3 separate regions of the Homo sapiens genome follow, and all the other regions are linked to region 2. The links are chromatin contacts, found by Hi-C or POLR2A ChIA-PET in ENCODE. All regions are on one chromosome and are shown on one strand. The core of a region is the stretch at or near the end of the contact, and the rest is flanking DNA. Distances in the headings are between cores, read along the strand shown. Region 1 holds the start of FKBP2 (FKBP prolyl isomerase 2). Region 2 holds the start of LINC02724 (long intergenic non-protein coding RNA 2724). Region 3 holds the start of GPR137 (G protein-coupled receptor 137).

Region 1 (3,821 bases), core at 276-2,775, 210 kb before region 2:
ATTACAGGTGCCCACCACCATGCCCAGCTAATTTTTGCATTTTTAGTAGAGACGGGTTTCACCATGTTGGCCAGGCTGGTCTCGAACTCCTGACCTTGGGTGAACCACCTGCCTCAGCCTCCCAAAGTGCTGAGATTAGAGGCGTGAGCCACCGCGCCCGCCCAACCCACACAGTTTTCTCCACCCTCGCCTCCCTTGCATCCTGCAGCTTCCTTCATCATCAGTTGCTGCCTGAGATTCTCCTGACTTGTCTATCCTAGCCCAAGCCCAGCCCCTACCCTTCTCCCTGCAGCCTCCAGTGCCCAGGGCTGAGTGGTTTGGGGTGGATGAAAGGCCAACCTTGGGCACCACTGCTTTGCCTGCTGAAGCAGGACATTCAGGGGCAGAGTTAACTCAATTGGGCAGCCACTGGGAGGGGCAGCCACCCTAATGGAGGCTTTCTCTGAGGTGTTGGGTCAGAGCATGTGGGTATGATCTTAGTGGGCCTAAGGCAGGAGTGGGTTGAACCAGGAGACAATTCCTGACAGCGATTACTACTTTCAAATCATTTTCTCAGTCATGATGTCACTGGACATGCCATAGGTCAATTAGCATGAGGCAGAAAGGGGTTAGGGCCCCAGAGCTACCGCCTCCAGAGCCCAGTTAGCCCCACCAGTCACGCACAATGCTTCACATGCACCTCCTCACTTTCTCCTCGCTCGATTCTGAGGTCAGCATCATGATTGTCTTCCTTTTACAATTGAGGAAATAGGCTCAGAAAGGCTAACTGGCCGGGGGGATTTGACCTCAACTCAGCTGTCTCCCTAACCTTCAACCTAGGTTTAGCTGCCTCTCAACTGCAGGTTCATTACTTCAGTTGACAGATGTTTGGTGGCTGCTGGGGCGCCTGAAAATAAGTCTGGTGGGGGAACAGGCCCAGCCAGATCATTCCAGTCATGAGTCACAGCCCAGGTGCACAGGTAGAGGTAAGCCTGGCTCCTGGGAGAGAGATGTGGGCAGGAGCATTGGCTGGAAGCCAGGGCTTGTCATTGGACATCATCTCGGTCCTGCAGGGGCCCTGTGGGGTGGGTGTCATCAAGCCCGTGTTACACGCCTGTATTGGATGACAAATTCTACCAAGCACACAGCCGACCGGGAGTTCAAACGTGAGTGTCACTGTGAAGCCCAGGCTCCACAGCGACTGAGGGCCGTGGGCCATGATGAGGCCCGGGAAAACAGGAGTGCTGTGGGAGAGGCTGGGGGCGACTTGAAATGGCGCCTCAAGACCCCCTCCGGGAACCCACGCCCGCCTGACCTTACTATCACCTCGGCCGGAAGTGTCTCCGGCCTTTTCGGAAGTCACTTTCACCTAACCTTACAGACTACCGCTCCGCCGGAAGTGACGCAGGGCAGCGGCGTCGCGGGGGCGGGGCTCGGGAAAGACCCGTGCCAGCGGGCGTGTGGCCGCGGGTTTCGCACGGTCCAATAAGGGAGGGCGGCGTGGCCCGGCCTGGTAGCGACGAGGACGCGCCTGCGCAGAGGCGGCAGCACCACCGGGGTTGACTCCGGGGGCGCGGCGAGGAGGTGAGCGGGGGCCACAGCCCGGGCTGGGGGGAGCCGGGGTGCAAGAGGGCAGGCTGGATCAGGCCGGGCAGAAGCGGACCGGGCTCCGAGTGTCAACGAGAGCTAGGTGACGAGGAAATTGGGGGTGGGGGCCGGAGCTGTCCGGAGATGCCGCAGGGGGAGGGTTCTCACGCCGCACGGGGCGGAGTCCTGGGACTCGGGGCGGGACGTGGAACCGGGACGGGTGGGACCTCCGAGCTGGTGCCAGTGGAAGGCGGAGCCCGGCGGCGGGGGGCGGAGCTAGGAGGGTCGGGGGACGGAGCCTGGCTCTTGAAGGAGGAGCTGGAGGAGGTGAAAGGCGGAGCCTCGGGGTCGGAAGCAGAGGGGGACGGAGCGGAGGCGCTGGGGGCGGGGCTTCAGCCGGTGAGTGGCGTGGCTACGGCTCCGGAAAAGGGGTCTAGTTCTGTCGAAGGCGGGGCTGCAGGCCCGGGGGCGGTACCGCGTCCTCCGAAGGGCGGTGCCAAGGAGCCAAGTGAGGAGCCTGGCCCGAGTAATGGCCCCGGGCGTCCTCGCGGGGGTGGTCTCCGTGGTGGCCGGGCTTGGGGACGCCGTAGGCCGAGAACTCCACCGGGAGAGGTGGTGTGGGTGGAGCGGGCTCGGCGGCCAGCAGACACAGGGCCAGTCTGGGTGCCCCGGAGACCCCCAAGGGCTCAGAGTTGGGGCGGCGCCCCGGGCGGAAGCACAGGGCCAGGCTGGGGGGTATCTCCCGAGGACCCGGGCTCCTCGGAGCCACCCAGTGGGGATGTGTGGGTGCCTCGGGGCCGGCCCCCTGCAGCGGCCGCAGAGGTGTTGGTGTGCTGGACCGGGGGCAGCTGGGTGTGGCGTGAGTGGGGCCGCCCAGTCGGGGCAACTGCAGTGCAGCCAGATAGGGTCTGGACTTTGCGTAAAGGGACAGGCGGGAACTGAAGAGCGGAGGTGGGGACTGGGAGGGAGGGAAGGTATGGGGGTGAGCAAAGGGGCGGGTCCCTGGCTGCTGTGGCCTCCCCTGACCCCCTCCCCCCGCTGCTGGGGTCCTCGGCCAAGCCCCCTTCTCACTGGACTGGTAAGTGTGGCCCCGGAGCCCGGGGGAGAGGGCGGTGACCCGGGACAAAGGGGATCCCCCGGGGCAAGGAAGATACAGTGGCGGTGGAACCCTCCTGTTACCTACCCGTGTTCCATACTCTCCCTGCCCTCCCCCACGTTCAGTCGGTCGGTCGGGGTCTGTGCCCACAGAGACATGAGGCTGAGCTGGTTCCGGGTCCTGACAGTACTGTCCATCTGCCTGAGCGCCGTGGCCACGGCCACGGGGGCCGAGGGCAAAAGGAAGCTGCAGATCGGGGTCAAGAAGCGGGTGGACCACTGTCCCATCAAATCGCGCAAAGGGGATGTCCTGCACATGCACTACACGGTGAGTGGGTTGGGCGGGCCTTTTGGGAGTGGGTGGGGCTTCCGAGGACCAGAGAGTGCTTGGGAGTCTGGTTCTCCATAAGCCAGGTAGGTGACCTTGGGCAAGTCCCCTCTCGCCTCTAAGCCAGTTTCCATGGTTCTGCCTTGCCCTTGCCTACTGCCCAGGTGGGCACCAGCAGGCAGTGACAGTGTACTGTGAGCTGCCCAAGGCTCTGTCCTCTTAAAGAACTATGACCAGCTGGGCGCAGTGGCTCACCCCTGTAATCCCAGCACTTTGGGAGGCCGAGGCGGGTGGATCACCTGAGGTCAGGAATTTGAGACCAGTTTGGCCTCATGATGAAACTTTCTCTGCTAAAAATACAAAATTAGCCAGGCGTGGTGGCGGGCGCCTATAATCCCAGCTACTTGGGAGGCTGAGGTGGAAGAATTGCTTGAACCCGGGAGGCAGAGGCTGCAGGGAGGCGAGATCACGCCGCTGCACTCCAGCCATGGCAACAGAGACTCCATCTCAAAAAACAAAAAGGACTGACCACCAGGGCTGTGGGTGGGCGTGGGGGGGCAGCTTGATGGGGAAAGCAGCTGAGGGAGGGGGTGTCAGGGGTGGTCCCCTCTTCCTCACTGGCCTTCTCATGGTTCCACAGGGGAAGCTGGAAGATGGGACAGAGTTTGACAGCAGCCTGCCCCAGAACCAGCCCTTTGTCTTCTCCCTTGGCACAGGCCAGGTCATCAAGGGCTGGGACCAGGGGCTGCTGGGGTGAGTCATGGGGGAATGGGCTTGGGAGTGGGGGCGTGCATGGCCACCGCCCAGGAGGTAAGCTGTGGGAGGCAAGCCC
Region 2 (4,002 bases), core at 429-2,928:
GGCTAATTTTTGTATTTTTAGTACAGAAGGGGTTTCACCATGTTGGCCAGGCAGGTCTGGAACTCCTGACCTCAAGTGATCTGCCCACCTCAGCCTCCCAAAATGCTGGGATTACAGGCGCGAGCCACTGCACCCCGCCCGTTTTTTTCTTTTCTTTATAAAAGTTGAAATACACTAGCTGTATCTAGTTTCGGGATGTGCATGATAATTGGATACATTCCTATAATCAAATCAGGGTAATTGGGATGTCCATCATCTTAAATATTTATCTTTTCCTTGTGCCAGGAACATTAGGATTATTCTTTTCTAGCAATTTTGAAGTGTACAATCGATTAATGTCACCCTACTGATCTATTGAACACCAGATGTTATTTCGTCTATGTAAGTGTGTATTTGTACCCACTCATCAACCTTTCTTCATCCCCTCCTTTCCCCCTCCCCTTCCTGGCCTCTAGTAAGCAGGTTGCTGTTGCAAATTACGTATTGAAGAAACTGGCGCTTTGTCCTATGGTTGCCTGCAGTCTGGATTTTGCTGGTCACGTCCCCTTAGCTTTGTTGAGCAGGCTCCCCAGTCCCTGTATTTCTTGTAATTTGATAGTTGGCAAACTTTTTCCATAAAGAGCCAGCGAGTAAATATTTTGGGCTTTGTGGGCTATAACAGTCTCTGTGGCAATTCCTCAACTCTGCTGTCACAGCGAGGCCGCAGCCAGAGACAACATGTAAACAGCGGAGCAGGGCTCCGTTCCCACAGCGCGGGATCTGGGTCCCAGTTTGCACAGCCCTGAGTCGAGGGTGGATCCAATCCAGGTCTGATACAGCATTTCAATGGTGATGCCGCAGCCTTCCACACTGAGGCACTTAACACCCCATTGTTCCCAATTGCATTTTAACTGAAAAAATACAAAAAGAGATCAAAACTGAAAGTGCAGTTTCCTCATGGTCCCACCACATTTTGGAGAAGTGTATAAATGGAGAAGTGAAAGCTCCATCTTCTGCCCCTTCCCCATGAGAGAGCCTCTATTCACAGCCAGGTCAGTTTCTTCCAGACTGTTAACATCCGTGTGAGTGCACATGTCTACACTGCGTGGAGCCTGCCTGCTTCCTGCCCCGCAGGCGTGTCTGCTGTGGGAAGGCTGGAGTTCTGACCTTCCCCCTCCCCCTCTGGGTGACAGGTGGCTCAGTTCTCTTCCCTGCCACGTTCAAGACCAGGTTGGGGGAGGGGGTGAATGTCACTATTCCCCTGACTGCCACTGTGGAGAGGGGAGACCCTCGCCCCTTTTCTGAATTTTTCCTTACCCCTTTCCTTGGAATAAAGCAAACACCAGACCCAAATGGATTTTAAGTGACACTTTCCCAAGAGTCTGGAGAGGGGACAGAGACTGGACGTGGTGTGTCCTGCCTGAGCCGAGTCATCTGGTTACGAGGGCAGGGGCAGGCTGGGGTGGGGCTCATGCGCCCCGGAAGCACCCTGGCTCCTCGCTCTCCCATGCCTCTCCCTTTATGTCCTCTGCTGTCCAGCGCCTGGGCCCCGGCCCTCCCTGGGACACCATCCTGCCCTGCCCGAGTCGTGGCTCTCCAGTCTCTTTCGGGGACTCGCCCCTGGCACCCACTAGATGGCGCTCCCGGCCACTCAGCTCCCCCTGCCTCGCTTGGGGTGGTGCTGGACGTCGGGAGCGCTGGCCTCTGCTCTGCTGATTTGCAGGTGGGAGTGCAGGGTGAGCCCGGCGCAGGGGATAGGAGGTGGGGGAGTCGAGAGCTGGAGTCAGGCGCCGCTCACGCTGGGATGACGGAGTGTTAACCTCAGACTCTGGGTCCCTTTGGGCCGAAGCTTTAAGAAAACAGGGGCAGCGAGCCCGGCGTCCCAAGGAGCCTTGCCAAACTGGGCATGGAGAACGGGCCTCCTGGATGGCCACCCGCCCAGCTGCCAAAGAGGCCGGAGAGCTGGAGCCGGGACTTGGAGGATCTTCTTCAGAGAGGCAGGAGGGCGGTCCGAACGTGCCCCCACCCCTGACCTCAAGCCCATGTGGAGAGGGCCAACAGAGCCTCTTGGAGAGCTGGATTTGCGTCCTCTGCAGCTTGGGGGACACGTCGTTGATGGTGACTGACACGCCCCAGAGATAGTGACATGATGATTAAGAGTGACAGCCTGAGGGAGCTGAGCGCAGCATGGCTGGTCTGGCAGCTGCTGTCGGTGTCGCGACCCCACCCCACTTCCCCGGCTCCCTGCCTCCTTCGCTGGAGAAGCATCCTCAGCCAATGGAGCCACAATACCTGGTACGTTCAGGCGACGCCCACAGCCCACGGCTAACTGTACAAAAGACTGTTCCCTCGCCTGCCTCTAGATGGCGATACCTCTGCCCCAGGGCCCCCTGCATATCTGCCAGAGCTGTATTTACCCTGGGACCACGCCTTTACCGAGTCCTTTCTCCTTCCCCGCCCCTCTGCCCTCACATCCTGGGCGGCTTGTCCCAGGATGAGCCCTCCCCTAGTAAATCCCTGTCTTGGGCTCTGTTTTCAGACAGCTGAAGGCAGGGAACAGCAGGAGGGGCCCCAGGAAGCTGGCCCCAAGGACGGGATGCTGCAGGAGGATGCCCCGCTGGCCCCTGGTGACTGGAGCCCGTTGCGGAGGCCCCTGGCACGAGGTGGCAGAGCAGCTGCTCAGGCCTCCGCCTGTGGTCACCTGGGACAGGACTCAGGTGGACGGGGATGCCCGGCTCGTTTAATATCACTGATGTTGAGAGACAGATGGGAAAATAGCCGTGAGAAGGACGTGGAGTGGGGAGGCTGTCACTGAATACTACTGACACTTAGAAGAGGGAAAATGACAAGTTCAGGGCCACGCATCACCAATTTAAAGCAAAGTCAGGATTCCTTGGCAGAATTTAACGAAATGCTTCTCTTCTATAGCCAGGGGTCAGAGGGCAGAAGACAAGGTGCAGGACTCCAGAGAAGGCCAAATTTCCAGCCCAGGGAAGTCCCTTCTCCAAAGTCAGGGCCCCAAAGGGAAGGGTGGGGTCCCTGATATCTGAGATGGACTATCTGAGGAGACACTCTTGAGACATTGAACCCCCAGATTCTCCTGTACCTCCTGGCCTGCAGAAGTGACCCATTGCCTCTGTTGGAAGACAGAGGTCCTCTTTTGCTTAAAGACCATGCAGAAACTAAGGGAAGGGACCTTACAAGATAAGGAGTTCCTCTCTCCAGCATCTGTCCCCACCTCCCCTCCTGACCACCAGGCTCAAAGCTGGATCATATCTCAGCATGACCTGACCAAGGATGTGCTTTGCATGCCAGGGACCAAGAGGGATTAACAAGCAGAGGAGTGGTGGGAGCAAGCCAGCAGGGACCAGCCGGGTCTAGAGAATGTTCCTAGATGTGGACTCTGAAGGTTCTAGATCAAGGGAGGCTGCATAGTAGCTGGAGACTGGAGAGTTAATTAGTACAGAAAGACTCCCTAACCCCTAAAAAGGCCCTGGGAAGATTCTAATATGTTGCTTGGGAGGGTTCTTTTTTTTTGAGACAGAATTTCTCTCTGTCGCCCAGGCTGGAGTACAGTGGTGCGATCTTGGCTCTGCAACCTCCACTTCCCAGGTTCAAGCGATCCTCCTGTCTCAGCCTCCCGAGTACCTGGGATTACAGGCATGCACCACCATGCCCAGATAATGTATTGTTTTTTTTTTTTTTAGTGGAGATGGGATTTTGCCATGTTGGCCAGGCTGGTCTCGAACTCTTGACCTCAAGTGATCTGTCCACCTTGGCCTCCCAAAGTGCTGGGATTACAGGTGTGAGCCACAGTGCCCAGCACTTGAGGCAGTTCTTGAAAGCTTGGAAGAAGTGATAGTGCATAGGCGATGAAGTGGAGATGTCAGAACAGCCCTGGAGGAAGGTATGCAAAGTCTCAGAGAAGTGGACACGCCAGAATGGCTCTTCTATTGTAGGTTGTACAGGAAAACAGTGTGACAAGAGTGATGCCATCTTAAAACCGCCATATGATGATGAATG
Region 3 (3,744 bases), core at 10-2,509, 160 kb before region 2:
CCAGGCCCCGCCCCGCCCGTGGTGACGGCGCACAGGTCTCACCCCAAGCCCGATCTCGAGGCCCCTGACCCGGGCCTGCCGCCTCCCTCCAGCACCCCGGGCTCCGGGCCCTAGTTGCTTGGGCAACGGGAACTGTCAGCGACCTGGCCCAATCACCTCTCGGAACGTCACTCGGGTAGGTCCAGAGGCGGGGTCAACCCGGCCCGGCCCCGCCCCCCCGCCGGATCCAAGGCTCCTCGTCCGCATCCTTTTTCCTCCCTCCTTCGGCCCCGGGGCTCACATCCTCGCTGCCTCACACCTTGGGCGTGTGTGGGAGCAGGAGAGGGATTCTCTGGGGTCCCCATTTGGAACCTGGAGACCCACTTCTGCCAACAAGTCCTTCAGCCCCTCTGGGCCTTAGTTTCCCCCCAGTGAAGTGGGGATAGTGACAGCTCCCCCGGGAGCCAGTGAAAACTTTGTGAAGGGAGTGATTACTGCGGGCGAAGGCGCTTGGCACAGCCACAACTGAAGCTCAGCCGTCGGATGTGATTATTGTTGCTATTGTTACCGCTCCGCCTGGACTGGGTGCCCGGTCGGAAAGTCCCGCTCCCCGCTCCTCCTCCCAGGCGCGGAAGCTTCGCGCCGCCCGCCTCGGGGGACACCTCCCGCGCCATCTCGGGGGCACTGGAGATAAGGAAAGGAACCTCCTCCCTGGCTGGGATGGCTGCCCGGGCGCGGGAGGAGGGCCGGGGACCCGGTGAGGGAGGACCGTAGGGCCCGTGGGGGCTTCACGCCTGGCAGGCGGCCGGCCAGGTGAGCAGGGCCGCGGGCGCGCCGGGGCGAGGGGCGGGCCCGCGCGGGGGATTCGGGGCTCCGCGGGTTCAGGCCCGGGGGCGGGGCCCGGGGGCCATCTTGGCTATGGGCGGAAGTTTTCTTCAGAGACCGAGGGACGGGAATCCGTTGCCGCCCCCGGCCGGGCGGCACGACCCCGATTTGGGTATAGGAGAGAGGAGCGTGGGAACTGGCGGACCCCCATACAAGTAAAGGCGGGCGGCACGGGGCACGGCCCACCCGGGGACCCCCTGGATGCGGCACGGCCCCCGCAACTCGGCCGCCCTCCTGCCGCCTCCCGTAACCCCGGGCGCCCGCCAGCGGCGCAGCTCGCGCCAATTCTCGTACGGTTTCACGCCGGGTGCGGCGCTGGACTGCGGAGCCAGCCGGGCCGCTGCGCAATTTGCGTAGCGAACGGCGCCCGCGCAGGCGCGGAGGGGGAGGGGGGCGGAGCAGCGGGAGCCGGGGAGCCGGAGCCCCGGGTCCCCACGACCTGAGCCGGCTCTCCCATCAGCGGCCTGAGGACCTGGCGTCCGCCTCCTCCCTCCCCTTGAGGCTGGAGCGTGGACGCGGTGGGGGAGGGTGGGGCGGGGGCAGCTTTCGAGAATTACGAGGACAGGAGGCAGAGGCCCTCCCCATCCGCATTATTGGAGGAGAGAGAGCCTCCCCCAGCTTGGGGAGGGGGAGAGCGGGGCATTGGGCGCCCCTCGCAGCGGCCGCTGCCCTGACCCGACGGGTATCAGCCGGCTCTCCCCCTCCACCCAGGACGACATGAACGACCGAGGCCAGGGAGTCCTCTCCTTGGGCCTCTGCATCCCCCCATCCTTGGCTCTGGGGTAGGCCCAGGGAGGAGACACCCCCAACCCCTATCCGGTCTGTCCTGGAGAAAAGAGACTGCCCTTCCATGCCCCTGAGTGAGGGGCCTGGGGCCCAGGCTGCCTGTGTTCCCCAAGGGCAAGGGTCTCTCTGTTGAGGAGGAGGGGCCTGTCAGCCACAACTTCTTTCCTCCTGAGCGCCCCATCTCCCTCTCTGCACCCTGCAATTCCCACCCCTCCGTATTTATTTCCCTGGTCCCGCCGACAGTCCCTCCTTGTCTGTCTCCGGGATTCAGGCCTCCCTCCCTGACATGGAGAGTAACCTGTCTGGCCTGGTGCCTGCTGCCGGGCTGGTGCCTGCGCTGCCACCTGCTGTGACCCTGGGGCTGACAGCTGCCTACACCACCCTGTATGCCCTGCTCTTCTTCTCCGTCTATGCCCAGCTCTGGCTGGTGCTTCTGTATGGGCACAAGCGTCTCAGCTATCAGACGGTGTTCCTGGCCCTCTGTCTGCTCTGGGCCGCCTTGCGTACCACCCTCTTCTCCTTCTACTTCCGAGATACTCCCCGCGCCAACCGCCTGGGGCCCTTGCCCTTCTGGCTTCTCTACTGCTGCCCCGTCTGCCTGCAGTTCTTCACCTTGACGCTTATGAACCTCTACTTTGCCCAGGTAACCAACTGTGGTCCCGGGTGGGGGGCGGGAGGTGGCAAGCCTCAAGGACCCACAGGAGTGAAGGGCATCTCTGCTCCTAGGTGGTGTTCAAGGCCAAGGTGAAGCGTCGGCCGGAGATGAGCCGAGGCTTGTAAGTACTCGGGACACTGGTGGGCTCAGCCTCCAGGTCAGGGGCAGGTGACAGTCCCATGTAGATCCCTTCCCACCTCTCAGGGCTGAGACAAAGGCAACCCAGGGAATGTCTGTGGAAGATCTTGGAAAAGTTAAAGCACCTGGCGCAGATGGCTCAGCAGAGGCCTTGCAGATCTGCAAGGCACAGGAATAGGAATGCTTGTGGTAGTGTGAGGGAGAGGGCCCCAGTGTCATCCACCATGGAGGGCGAGCTGGAGGCTCCAGCCCATGGAAGCACCAAAGCCATATGCACTCCTGGGTGACCTGGGGCCGCAATGCCCTCGTCATTTGTACAGTGTCTTACGGTTTATAAAGAGCTTTCCCAGCCATCTTTTATTTGTACAATTTCCCTGAGAGGCTACTATCCTCCCTTGAGAGATGAAGAAACTGAGGCCCAGCCAGGTAAGACAGCAGGATCAAGGTCGCAGAGCTGGGGCTCAGACAGAGACTTCTGACTCCAGTTGGTGCACCTTCCGAAGTACCATGGCTGTCAGTCACCTTCTGACCTTTTTGGGCCTCAGTTTCTCCATCTGTAAGAGTGGAGGAACAGGGCTCAGACTGGATGCCCTGAGTTTTGTCGACATTGGGGTTTCCTGCAGGAGGTGGGGCAGGTGGTGAGTGCTGAGGGCTGTTGAGGGCCCGCGCTGACTGTGCTGTGGCTGCAGGCTCGCTGTCCGAGGGGCCTTTGTGGGGGCCTCGCTGCTCTTTCTGCTGGTGAACGTGCTGTGTGCTGTGCTCTCCCATCGGCGCCGGGCACAGCCCTGGGCCCTGCTGCTTGTCCGCGTCCTGGTGAGCGACTCCCTGTTCGTCATCTGCGCGCTGTCTCTTGCTGCCTGCCTCTGCCTCGTCGCCAGGCGGGCGCCCTCCACTAGCATCTACCTGGAGGCCAAGGTAGGGCTGCAGCACTGATGCCCAGGTGTCTTTTGGGTCTCTCGGCAGCGGTTCTCAGGGTGTAGAGGAAGCTGGGAGCCTTCTCTCCCTGAGGGTCCTCTGTTGTTACCTGTGCCAGGGGACCAGTGTGTGCCAGGCGGCCGCGATGGGTGGCGCCATGGTCCTGCTCTATGCCAGCCGGGCCTGCTACAACCTGACAGCACTGGCCTTGGCCCCCCAGAGCCGGCTGGACACCTTCGATTACGACTGGTACAATGTGTCTGACCAGGTGGGCATACGCATGTCTGCCACCTCCTTAGTAGCCGTGGCACCTTGGCCCCAGCTGGCCTGGGCCCTGTCCCACTACCCCTTTGGCGTGACTGCAGACTGGCACCAGCCCCTGCCTT

The links. Hi-C counts contacts between places; a loop is a spot of excess contacts on that map. ChIA-PET counts read pairs that join two places held with the same protein, here RNA polymerase II (POLR2A). Pooled maps may share reads with other maps.
Region 1: a loop to region 2 is called in a pooled map, with 4 times the contacts of the local background. The contact joins the promoter of FKBP2 here to the promoter of LINC02724 in region 2. A Hi-C loop is called at or near these places in 2 of 50 pooled maps. POLR2A ChIA-PET finds 5 or more read pairs at or near these places in 3 of 52 experiments (H1, MCF 10A and activated naive CD4-positive, alpha-beta T cell).
Region 3: a loop to region 2 is called in a pooled map, with 4 times the contacts of the local background. The contact joins the promoter of GPR137 here to the promoter of LINC02724 in region 2. A Hi-C loop is called at or near these places in 4 of 50 pooled maps. POLR2A ChIA-PET finds 5 or more read pairs at or near these places in 3 of 52 experiments (H1, HEK293 and WTC11).

What each region holds. Positions count from the first base shown.
Region 1 is chr11:64,239,570-64,243,390 of GRCh38, forward strand. FKBP2 (FKBP prolyl isomerase 2) reads left to right here and starts at 1,526. Exons shown (of 6, transcript NM_004470.4): 1 at 1,526-1,563; 2 at 2,815-2,989; 3 at 3,630-3,742. The coding sequence starts at 2,819. LOC114841035 reads left to right here and starts at 1,526. Exons shown (of 6, transcript NM_001370414.1): 1 at 1,526-2,644; 2 at 2,815-2,989; 3 at 3,630-3,742. The coding sequence starts at 1,711. The coding sequence ends at 2,508. RefSeq lists enhancers at 533-1,435, 935-994, 1,035-1,154, 1,436-2,336, 3,239-3,821 and silencers at 1,435-2,454, 2,485-2,724.
Region 2 is chr11:64,447,379-64,451,380 of GRCh38, forward strand. LINC02724 (long intergenic non-protein coding RNA 2724) reads left to right here and starts at 1,679. Exons shown (of 2, transcript NR_073177.1): 1 at 1,679-2,274; 2 at 2,519-4,002. RefSeq lists an enhancer at 2,018-2,267, a cis regulatory region at 2,157-2,426 and a silencer at 2,204-2,399.
Region 3 is chr11:64,284,589-64,288,332 of GRCh38, forward strand. It overlaps GPR137 (G protein-coupled receptor 137), which reads left to right and starts at 1,260. Exons shown (of 7, transcript NM_001170880.2): 1 at 1,260-2,293; 2 at 2,377-2,426; 3 at 3,133-3,358; 4 at 3,477-3,626. The coding sequence starts at 1,937. BAD (BCL2 associated agonist of cell death) reads right to left here and starts at 77. Exons shown (of 4, transcript NM_032989.3): 1 at 43-77. RefSeq lists silencers at 1-246, 597-1,336.